2 separate regions of the Homo sapiens genome follow, and region 2 is linked to region 1. The links are chromatin contacts, found by Hi-C in ENCODE. All regions are on one chromosome and are shown on one strand. The core of a region is the stretch at or near the end of the contact, and the rest is flanking DNA. Distances in the headings are between cores, read along the strand shown. Region 1 holds the start of PAPSS1 (3'-phosphoadenosine 5'-phosphosulfate synthase 1). Region 2 overlaps ELOVL6 (ELOVL fatty acid elongase 6).

What was found. Hi-C counts contacts between places; a loop is a spot of excess contacts on that map. Pooled maps may share reads with other maps.
Region 2: a loop to region 1 is called in a pooled map, with 9 times the contacts of the local background. The contact joins the enhancer-like site here to the promoter of PAPSS1 in region 1. A Hi-C loop is called at or near these places in 4 of 50 pooled maps.

The regions. Positions count from the first base shown.
Region 1 is chr4:107,717,513-107,723,463 of GRCh38, forward strand. It overlaps PAPSS1 (3'-phosphoadenosine 5'-phosphosulfate synthase 1), which reads right to left and starts at 2,722. Exons shown (of 12, transcript NM_005443.5): 1 at 2,608-2,722. The coding sequence starts at 2,667. RefSeq lists enhancers at 1,975-2,034, 4,025-4,174 and a silencer at 2,665-2,914.
Region 2 is chr4:110,162,879-110,168,829 of GRCh38, forward strand. The region is part of intron 1 of ELOVL6 (ELOVL fatty acid elongase 6); the gene reads right to left. Among named protein-coding and RNA genes, the nearest start is that of ELOVL6, 33 kb to the right of the region's middle. Within about 2 kb of position 2,698, at least 9 of the 41 ENCODE cell types and tissues checked have a DNase peak (open chromatin) inside an H3K27ac peak, as active enhancers do.

The sequences.
Region 1 (5,951 bases), core at 1,472-3,971:
TAAGTGACCAACCAAAAGTTACATAGTTAATAAATAGTGGAGTCCAGATTTCAGCCCAGGCAGTCAGCTCCAGGGTCCTGCTTTTAACCACTGTCTCTCATAATATTCACCCTCAGAAATGTAACAAAAACTCAATGGGCTAATATAGGTAAAACATTTCAAACTGTTCCTGGCACACACTAAACTCTCCTTTGTGTTTAACTAATATCACCCTTACCCCCGTGCCCAACCTACTTCCCAATTTCCACACAGGTAACAACCTTTCTCCCCACTTCCCAGACCAAAACTTCAGGATCATCTTCTAACATTCCTCCCTTTTTCATCCCCTAAATCTAGTCGGTCCTCTCAACTCTTCCTTAAATGTTTTTAATGCAGCTACTCCTCTAGTCCCACTGCCACCTTACCCCAGCCCTTCAGCCCCTCACACTGGATGAATTAACAAGAACATAAATAGTGCTCATGTGCCAGGCAGGCTTCAAATCTATTAATTCATTTAAACCTTACTATAACCTTGTCTGGTCTCCAGGGCTTCCCCATCTGGGTCCTACCAGGGTCTACATTTCTTCAGCGGAACATTCTTCCTGGATTACCAATTTTATCCTGTGATAGGAATTTTAAAGGTATATGGGTTCTTCACACTTGTGCCTATTAAGATGATTTAAATATGAGAGAGGAAGAGATGACGGGTGTTCCATGAGGGAGAGAAAAATTTACAAGGATCAGAAAATTTAAAATTCTAGCCCCATCAAAAATCCCCCATAGAATCAAGTCTTCTCTGCAGCCAAACACAAGAGCATCACGGAGCCCCAGCCTCCCTATTGAACCTTACCTCCACTTCCCAACAAAAACTCTCCAGGGCAGTCAAACAAGTTTCGTCAATGTTTCTGGAGTAAAAAAAATAGTAATTTTTATTCCCAACACTTATCCATGCAGTTCCCCTCTGACTCAGAAATCTGAAATCCTCCATAAACCCTCCCAAAACGCCCAGGCGAAACTAATCTCTCCTCTAAATTGCAATAAAACTTCTGTCTTACGCCACTCACTCTGGACCACAAAGACATATTCACCACTTGGCAAATGTCACAACCCCAACACAAACCATGAACTACCAGAAGGCAAGCAGTAAGTCCCACATTTTTCACCACCATGTCTAGCACAAGTCTCTACATAGAATACGCACCATGTGGCAAATGTTAATAAATAAATGAGTACATAAATGGACAATGTAACAGAAATCATCTGTAAATACCCCAAGTAAGCCAACCTTATTTCCCTAACCGTGAAACACCTTAAGGTAAGAGAAGCGAAACTGAGTCTGAGTTTCAAGGCAGTGGTTTCACCGCACATTCAAATTCATGATCTGTCTTCTTTGTTCATCAAAACAATCCCGTGAAGTACATACTATTATACCCTTAAGTCAACTGAGGTTCGAAAAAGTAAAGTGACTCTCCTCAAGATCACACAGCTAGTAAATGGCAAAGCTGGGATGAGAGACCAGGCCAGGAGTCCAGCGCTCTTTCCACTGTTCTAATTCATCTTTTAAATCTCCTTCCCCTCCTTACCATCTATAGAGTTAAATAAAAGGAGAGAGGAATCAGTAAACAACTCATGATAACAATAACAACAGATGTGGTAAATTAATGACTTCCAAAGAACATTTGCCTGAAATTGCTTGTTTTTTTTTTCTTTGATTCATCTAGGGCAAGTAACGTTTTGGGAGACATTGCATTTAAACCTTATTATTCCATTGGACTGTGAAATAACGTTTCCGTCTAAACTTAAACCAGTGCCTTTCCAGACTCCAAAGATGGGCCCTTCCCTGCTGCACACTTACAAAGGAAGATAAGGCTCTTTCTCATCACAGAGAAATTAAGGAAGTAAGCAACGTTATGAGGACACAGCACTTTACAAAGTCAACTGGCAGTCATTACTAAACGTTATAAAGGACTGGTCCCATACCTGACTGTCACCAGGAATGGAGTCTTCCAAACTCCTACTTGTTAAACATTCCGATTTAACACAGAGACACAAAGAACCTCAGTTCAGGGCAGTCTCAACTCATGAATGACCACATTGTTGGGTACTCTCCTTTCACACTGAAACTCAGAAATGGAAAGACACGGAGATGGACCCAAACCTGGGCCAACCGCACTGGCAGAGCCAAGAAAAACCAAGAACGCGTCGAAGGCGCCCGCCTCCGCCTTCTCTGCACATCTTCAGGCCACTCCAAGGTATGCAGGAAGCTCCTGTTTCTGCAGCCGCAGGTTTCAGCACCCGGAGGTTTCAGCAAGCGCCAGTTCACGGGTGAAGGATTTTCCTGGGGGTCTTACCTGAGCGGAGGCGCTGGGGAGGGGGGGCGTTCTTCCCACGAACGGTGGCTCGGACCGCACGCTGCGCCAAGCTAGGGCGAGATCCCCACCCTGCGCCGCGCCCCTCTGCCTCGCAACCACCCACGGCCCCAGCCGGGAGGCGCCGCAGCCCCGGAACCCACCTCCGCGCTCCTGGAAGGATGGATGCGGAGGAGGCGGGAGAGAGGCGGCGGCTCCGGAACGAGCTGCTCCCACAGCCCCTCCGCTCCTCGCCGTCTCGCCTTCGTCCCCAGCTTACCCAGTTCTGCGCGTTATTGCTCAGTTTGACTTTCTTGCACAGGCTCCCGGGGATCTCCATGACCGCGGAGCGCGCTGAGCAGCCGGGGTTCTCTGCGCCGGGAGGGTAGCAAGAGGAGGGCAGGCCAGCGAGCGGGGCGGGGCTGGAGGGCGGGGCCTCCTCGCGTCGGAGCGGGCGCGCGCTGACTTAAGCACGCGCCCGTGCTCGTGGCCTGGGTTGCGCGGCGCATGCGGCGCGCCTCGGAAATGGGTCCGGGGCAGAGGTCTGTGGGGAAGGGCGAAACGCCGGGATAGAACCGGAGGTAGAAGCTGGGGGCGGAGCTTCAGCGCTCGCGCCGGCGCGGGCGCGCACGGCGCTCCTCCTTCCAGATCCCGATGAAGGGGCGGGGCCTGGAATGCAGTCGTGGAACCTCAGGTGCCTCTGCGGCACCGAGCCTAGCTCTGAGCTAACGCAGATCTCTAAGAGCGAGTACCAGCCGCCGGGAGAAAGGCAAGGGGAGTGCGCGGCTCGCCGCGCGCGGCACTCCCTCAGCAGAGGCTGATTGGGAGGACGCTGACGCGGCCTCTTGCACCTGTGGCTACTCCTCCACAGACCTGGCTGCCGACCTCCTGTCTGCCCCTTCTGTGCCCATGTCACCCTGGCCAAATGTTTTAAATGTTTTACAGCTTTGCAAAGGGAAGAATTGATTTACCGAACAGCTCATTCTCCACATTAAAATTCTACTCAAGACACAATTTTTTTTCTTTTTTTGAGACGGAGTCTTGCTCTGTCGCCCAGGCTGGAGTGCAGTAGTAGGATCTCGGCTCACCGCAACCTCTGCCTCCCGGGTTCAAGCGATTCTCCTGCCTCAGCCTCCCGAGTAGCTGGGACTACAGGCGTGTGCCACCACGCCCGGCTAATTTTTGTATTTTTAGTAGAGACGGGGTTTCACTATGTTGGCCAGGCTGGTCTCGAATTCCTGACCTCATGATCCGCCCGCCTCAGCTTCCCAAAGTGCTGGGATTCCAGGCGTGAGCGACAGCGCCTGGCCTCAAGACACAGTTTTTAAAAAGATATAATAAAAGCCCGATTTCTTGACATCAATAATTAATATCTCAACCTGGATTAGTGATTACTTATAAGGTGCCTCCCTCTCCGCTAGGAGACCCCACTTCGCATCAGATTTCTGTGCAGTGCTTCTTACCGACCTACACCGGAAAGGGGCTTCTGTATTATTAAGAGCTACTCAGGAAATACCTAGAGGACTGAAATCCAGGACCGGGGAGGCCGCAGGTAACCCCGAATAGAACTCCCGCCTACGGAGGACATTTTCAAATTCACCTAATTATTCCAGGGCTAGTTCGTAGGAGGATGGGCTGGGGGCATGACAGAGTTTCCTCCAGGAGTTATCTTCCCCACACCCCCCATAACTCTGAGTTCTCTTTTCCGCAGCTTGCCCCTGGCACCAAAAGAGTTGCTTGCAGCTCTGCCCCCCTGTGACACAGCCGCCCTCCGCCCCTGACCCCGCCCATCACCAAGACCTGAGACTGCTGCCTGTTAGTGACTAGCAAATTAGCCCCCATCACCAAGACCTGAGGCTGCTGCTGCTGCCTGTTAGTGACTAGCAAATCAGCCCCCATCACCAAGACCTGAGGCTGCTGCCTGTTAGTGACTAGCAAATCAGCCCTCCATCTATTTGCCCCACTGCTACTGTCTTAAATTAGGCCTCCCCTATATCCAGCCTGAGTTATCATTAAGCCCGTTCACTGGACATCCTCCCAGCTGTGCAGCCGCTCTCCACATCCCCGCCACACACCCCATTCTTGCACCTGCTGTCAGAGCGGTATTTCTGAAACAGAAATCTGATCTTGTTACTTGACTACTTAAAATGTGAATGGTTCCCTTCAGCTTTTTTTCTAGGGAATTTTCAATCTGGGGTTCATACATAGAACTGAATTTCAATATAATTTCAAATTCTGCCAATAACAGGAATGAGCTTGGAAGAAGATCTCAAGCTTCATATGAGAAAATAGGGCCACATCTGAAGTTAGCCATTGCTCTGAGTTCTGGTTCTTATTAGAGGGAAATGGTATTTAGATATAACGATCTGGCTCTAGGAGTGCTCACTGCTGTGAGTTTGACCTTATTTCTAGTAAAAGACTTTTTTTAAGGTAAAATATATCATAAGTTTACATTGATACTGTCCATCCAAATTCATGATTCCAGATATGGGTCATGCAAATGAGCCAGAAACATCAAACAGGAAACATAACAAAAAACTGTCAAAAGCTACTCGGATTATGTCAAAAGGACTCAGAAACCAATTTAAAGAAATTTTTCCATGTCAAAGATGGGAGAATTAAAGCACTAAATGGACTAGAACTACAAAATATTAAAACATATCAAATATGTTTAAATCTAGGTGTTTGTAATGATGATGATTTTAAAAAAAATTATTGTCACTCTTAGAGAATGCTAGGAAACCAACTCATTATTTTGAAAACTGGTAAATAAAGGGGATGAATTAAGCATTTACTCTGCTTTCCCTGGACTGTCTGGGACCCAAAAAATTGATAAAGAGAAGTTTCTCTTTACAGAAGTACCACTAATAAATAAAGAAGAAATGATATCATTTTAATATCACCACTTTTCATTTTCTACTGAAATAATGGATAAAGACAATGATCCTCTGTATTAGTCAGGGTTCCCTTAGAGGGACAGAACTAATAGGATATATACATATGAATGGGAGTTTATTAAGTATTAACTTACACAATCACAAGGTCCTACAATAGGCTGCCTGCAAGCTGAGGAGCAAGGAGAGCCAGTCTAAGTCCCAAAACTGAACAACTTGGAGTCCGATGTTCAAGGGCAGGAAGCATCCAGCACAAGAGAAAGATGTAGGCTGGGAGGCTAGGCCTATCTTGCCTCTTCACGTTTTTCTGCCTGCTTTATATTCCCTGTTAGCGGTTTAGGTGGTGCCAACTCAATTAAGGGTGGATCTGCCTTCCCCAGCCCACTGACTCAAATGTTAATCTCCTTGGGTAACAACCTGACAATGATCAATATTGCATCTTTCAATCCAATCAAGTTGACCCTCAGTATTAACCATCACAAGTCCACCCCTTGACAACTTGAACCCATACACATCTCCTGAGATCATTCATAATCTTCAAATAAGACAATAATAAGGTCATAATTATGTCTAACATAACTGAACTGTCCTTTGTACAACTGGAAATGCAGTCCCCAACTCACATACTATTACATAAAGTTAACAATACTTAAATGCTGATATGAAGTCAGTGAATCTCATATCACATGATAAAGGAAAAGGAAATAAAATGAAGATATTTTCTTAGTAC
Region 2 (5,951 bases), core at 1,448-3,947, 2.4 Mb after region 1:
TCATTGATGAAGAGAAAACTGAGTCTTCAGGAGTGAACAATTTACTTGAGGTCACCCAGATAGTCAGTGGTGCAGCTGGGGTTTGAACTAAATGGTCTGTGTCCAAGACTATGTAGGGGAAAATCAGTCCCTGTGAATGAAGAAAGACCCAATCATTTAGATAAAAATAGTACAGAATCACACTGAGAATATATGAACTCCAAACTACAATTCAAATGTGCAATCAATATCTGAGGTATTCAGACACAAAACAGAAAGCAGAAGCCTACTTGGGTGCGAAGCCATACACAGTTCACCTGAGGGGGCTTTGTATTTGTTGTGTCCTATCTGGATCTCTCTTCTCCTAGATGGGCCCAGGGCTAACATGGTCTTCTCATTTGCTACTAGGTCAGATGCCAATCCTTTAGTAAGGCTTTCCCTGACCCCCTAGCTAAAACAGCTCCCTCTGGCCCCAAGTCACCTCCTATCACACTATTTTCTTTATAGCAGTTAGCAACATCTAATGTTATTTTGTCTATATACTTGTTTACATGTTTAGTGTTTGTGTCCTAGTGGTATGAACGGTCTCTGAGAACAGCGGCCTTGTGCCTGGAACAGAGTCTGGCAAATACAGGCTCCTCAATAAATATTCATCAAACTGAGTCACTGAAATTTAACAGTTATGGACTGACCGCATAGTGTAGCAGACTGGGATGAAGGCCAAGTCTTATCATCAATGAGTATAAAATGCTAGAAGGGTGATATACAAGTCACAACTGACTTTAATATGAGAAAATCTACCACTGCCAAATGAAAAGCAAAAATGGAAGAGTTTAAGATTAAAAGTTCAAAACCTTAAAAGGTTGTATGAAGGTGGCAGCACTGAGTTGGGCTTTCTAAGTTTCAGAAATAGAGAAAGAAGAGAGATATTCCAGTGGTTTAATTTGCCAGGGTCATAAGATACTTATAGAGCAATGGGAGAACTAACTGTAAGATCGAATGGTGAGTTAAGGTCAAGGAATCTTCCTTATCAGGTGGGTAAATCTGAGTCATAGTGACAGGCAATTTGGGAGCAATGAAAAGTTCTTAGCCCTGGTTGTGACATGACATTTCTGAATGTGTAATGAGAAGTTCAAAAATGTTGGCTAGGAATTCATTACTCAGTTGAAAGCAAAATAATACTAAAATATCTGCTGAGAGTCATGCCAGTAAAAGCTACTTTTCATGGAGAGCCTAGAAAGTGCTGGACATTTTGTAAGCCATTGACACACCTTAACTAGTTTAATTATTACTACAGCCTAATTTGATTATCTCAATTTCACACTTAGAAATGGGGGCCTAGGGAGGTTAATGAATGTGCTCAAGTTCACCAAGTCATTAAGTAGCAAAGGCAGAATTGAAACTGTGTCTGAATCCACAGGTCCCAGAGTTTGATACACTGCTGCCCTGATGACAAGTTAAGGTGAGGGAAGATGAAGCCAAGGCCACCCTAGGAAAGGAAAAAGTAAAACGGTTTGTATAGCATGAGTATTCTGAGCTAGGCACTAAGGAAACACTTTGACCTAACTCAGCTTTCATAAGTCTGCCACAAGATGCCATGAACATTTGTCACAAGAAAGCAAGCACAGCCGGGTGAGGTGGCTCATGCCTGTAATCCCAGCACTTTGGGAAGCCAAGGCAGAAACAAGCTGAGGCAACGTGGCGAAAGCCCATCTCTACAAAAAATAGAAAAATTAGCCCGGTGTGGTGGCATGCACCTGTAGTCCCAGCTACTCAGGAGGATGAGGTGGGAGGACCGCTTGAGCCCAGGGAGGTCAAGGCTACAATGAGCCATGATCACGCCACTGCACTCCAGCCTGGGTGAAAGTGGGACCCTGTCTCAAAAAAAAAAAAAAAAAGAAAAAAAAAAAAACACTCAGGTTGGAAGGCAGGTGGGTTGGTAGGCTGCTCATTTATTTCTGATGAAAGAATTTCTTGTTTTGGGGAATTTCTTTTTTTTGAGACAGAGTCTCACTCTGTTGCCCAGGTTGGAGTGCAGTAGCACAATCACAGCTCACTACAACCTCTGCCCCCCAGGCTCAAGCAATCCTCCCACCTCAACCTCTCGAGGAGCTGGGACTACACGTGCACCCCACCACACCCAACTAAGAAAGGATTTCCTGAATGTAATGTGGTATGTGGCCTTTCTGTGCATTTAGTCTTTATCATGCCACCCAAATTGTGGTAAACATATAAGCTTGTAGAGCAGGTTTGATCTCTATTCTTCAAAAAGAGGACTGGTTTCTGACTAGCTGGACTAGCAAAACAGACCATTTGCTAGATATCTACAAACTATAAGCAACCCTCTCCATTATCCTCTCACAGAAAACAATACCAGGGCACCTGTTTAGTGGAACCATGTGCTATTGCCATTCATAGGCCAAAATAGTTAAGTATCGACAATTTACAGGAGGCCCTTCCACCATTATGTTCCTGATTTTGTGGTTCCTTCCTGTCTAGCAGACCTACTCCAACTCCTTAGCCTGGCTTCCAAGCTTCCAATCGACCCTCACAACCCAACTTTATTCCTCAAACCCCACATAAACCTTAGTCAGGCCAGGCTGATTCTCCTCTCAGCTACTGCTGCTCATCAAATCCTCCATTTTAATAGCACTGCAAGAAACAGGAGGGATGAGCTCAGGTTGTCTAGCTCAGAGACACAGCAGCCTGCACTTCAGCTTTGTTCTCTGTAGCACATGTGGCTGTGGTAGGCAGGAAGTAGCATGGTCTCAGGAGCTGGGCGGTTCTAATCTCATCTGAATCACACACAGAGATGAGTTAATCACTTCTTTGAGAGTCAGCTTCCTCAACTATAAAATAACAATTATGATGCATTCCTGTCAGAACTAACAGGAGGATTTTTGTAATAAAGTATGTGGAGCTGGCCAGGTAACACCTGCCTTGCAAAACCAAACATTTACCCATGCATTGGAGTGAACCCAAGGCTAATTCCCCAAGGACAATCCTATATCCTCTGCCAGAAGAGTTTAGCACATCTGGGAAGTGGGAAAAGAGGGTGGTCTTTTCCACGTAAGAAAACCAGTTAGGCTTCTCTACATCCCTAACAAATTATCAACCCACGATCCTGCTTTCAATACATCTGCCTCCTCTGTCAGTGACAGAGCCTCAGCACTCCTGGGACAGCTTATCAACAAAAGCCCAGCTCAGAGCTGATCTGGAGGAAAGATACTGTCAGCCTTCCCCTGGGTACTATAAATCCCAGCCTGCTATCAAGTGAGATCCTAGAGAAGTTGCTCAAGGCACATTCATTTCGCCCCTGGACTGCAGTGTTCTTTGACATTATATCCCTGATTTTCCTTCAAATGTTGTTGTCTTTGGGCTAGGACCTTGGTTTGTTCTTAACTTACTTGAGCAATAATGAGACATCACCTTTCTTTTCAGATAACAAGAATTCTCTTAAATTCTTGTGTTTCAGCCAGGCGCGGTGGCTCACGCCTGTAATCCCAGCACTTTGGGAGGCCAAGGCAGGTGGATCACGAGGTCAAGAGATCGAGACCATCCCGGCCAACAACCGTGAAACCCCATCTCTACTAAAAATATAAAAATTACCTGGGTGTGGTGGTACGCGCCCTGTAGTCCCAGCTACTAGAAGGGCTAAGGCAGGAGAATCGCTTGAACCCGGGAGGAGGGGTTGTAAATGAGCCGAGATCGCGCCACTGCACTCCAGCCTGGTGACAGTGAAACTCCGTCTCAAAAAAAAGAAAAAATTCTTGTGTTTCCACTTTTGCCCTTGCTGCCAGAAGGCAATGAACACTGCCTGTTAATCTCAGCATGGTCAGCCCTCATGGTTAGCATATAAGACATCATGAGTATTCTGGTGCTACCACCATGAAAGGAAACTCCGTCTTCCTTTTTCATCAACCCAACTATTAGCTCTCAAAGTCCCTGCCTTTTGCTGGAGTGTTTCTAAATTTCTTAGCACATAGTGATTTTCTATACTATAGTTACTATAATACTATATTCCAGCACTGGAATATTTGTTCTTTTTCTGTAGCATTCTACTGTATTTTGCATGTACATCTGCCTTCCTAAACAGACTGTGATCCAAATAAGTTGAAATATATACAGAGGGTCTGTCTGTCTGCCAATGCTAGGACATTGCCTTCTATTTCTTTGTCTTCTCACCTGTCTCCTGCATGTCAGGCACACTCTCATCATTTAGTAATCACCAGCTGACTTGACCCAAGAAGACCAAACAGTCTGAATGCACACAGTAGCTGAAGATCACAGGGTTTCAGTATCTCTCCACTGGCAAAAATATTAGGTGCATTGAGACACACTTCTGGTTCTCAGGAATAAAAACTTTATCCCATCTTCAAAATGTAATCGCTATTAGAGTATTTTTACATGCACAGTAAAAGGACTTGTGTTTTAGTACATACAGCGTTAAGTACTTAACCTTATACTAACTGTAAATATGTCTCTCTCTGTGTGTGTTTACAAATTGGCCTTGTTATTATACATGCTGTTTCATAAGCAGAGTTTTCTGCAACATGTGGTATACATTTTTTTTGTCAAGATATATTCTTCTATAATATAGTTTTAATGGTTACATAAGAGTTACTAAAGGATGTTTTTTTGGTTGCAGAGAGGGGAGTGAAGGGGGAACATTATAAATTTTATTTATTTTCTTGAGGCAGAGTCTCACTCTGTTGCCCAGGCTGGAGTGCAGTGGTGCAATGATCCTCAGCTTCCACAAGTAGCTGGGACTACAGGGTGCCTGCCACCACCTCAGTTATGTATGTATGTATGTATGTATGTATGTATGTATGTATGTATGTATGTATGTATGTTTGTATGTAGAGACAGGGTCTCCCTGTGCTGCTCAGGCTGGTCTCAAACTCCTGGCCTCAAGCCATCCTCCCACCCTGGCCTCCCAAAGTGCTGGGATTACAGGCGTGAGCTGCTGCACCCAACCTCTCTTATGCTTTTGGAGAGAAAAAATAAAACACCTATCTCCATGATTAGGGCTATTCTAACAGTTTGTACAAAACTTTCTGAGGCCTTGAGAGGCAGAAACATATCCAGGCAATTAAGGAAGTTCTTTCTTGTATTTTTGATATATAATTTTAGATTAAATGCTTAATTCCAATTGGAAGGTATAGTTAGAAAACGTCTACTACTTAAGATTAATATTTTAGTGGAAATTTTGTCTTTGTATCAATTTATGAACAGAGCCAAAATTTAAGTGAACATAAAAGAGATTCAATGAAAAAAAGTTAAAACCCTTTGAGAGTAAATCATTTTTAGGTGTATTTTTAGCTTATTGCATGAGAATTATATGGCTATAAATCATTAGAGTAAGGGTCAAATTCAGGCCAGTGTGATGGCTCATGCCTGTAATCCCAGCACTTTGGGAGTCTGAGGTGGGCAGATTGCTGGAAGCCCAGAGTTCGAGACCGGCTTGGGCAACAAGGCGAAACCCCGTCTCTACTAAAAAAATATGCAAAAGTTAGCTAGGCATGGTGTTGCATGCCTGTAATCCCAGCTACTTGGGTGACTGAGGCACAAAAATCACTTGAACCCAGGAGGCAGAGGCTGCTGTGAGCCAAGATCGTGCCATTGTACTCCAGCCTGGGCGACAGAGCAAGACTGTCTAAAAAAGAAAAAAAAAAAAAGTCAAATTCAATGGATGCAATCAGAACTTTTTCAAAAACTGCTCTCACGTGCTTTCATTGTGCAGAGCTCATTTAAACAAAATGAGCCCCACCATATGCTTTTCAAAATATCACCTTTGAAAATGGTTTCTGTAATTTTCCCAGTAGGTGCTGACGTCATAAGCCAAAGCAGGAGAGACCCAGACTCTGTGGACAGGCAGTGTGGACCTAGACTGCCTGGGTTTGAAGCCTCACTCTGCCAATCACCAGGTGTCCCACCTTTTCCAAGTTACTTAACCTCATCTCCAAGACATG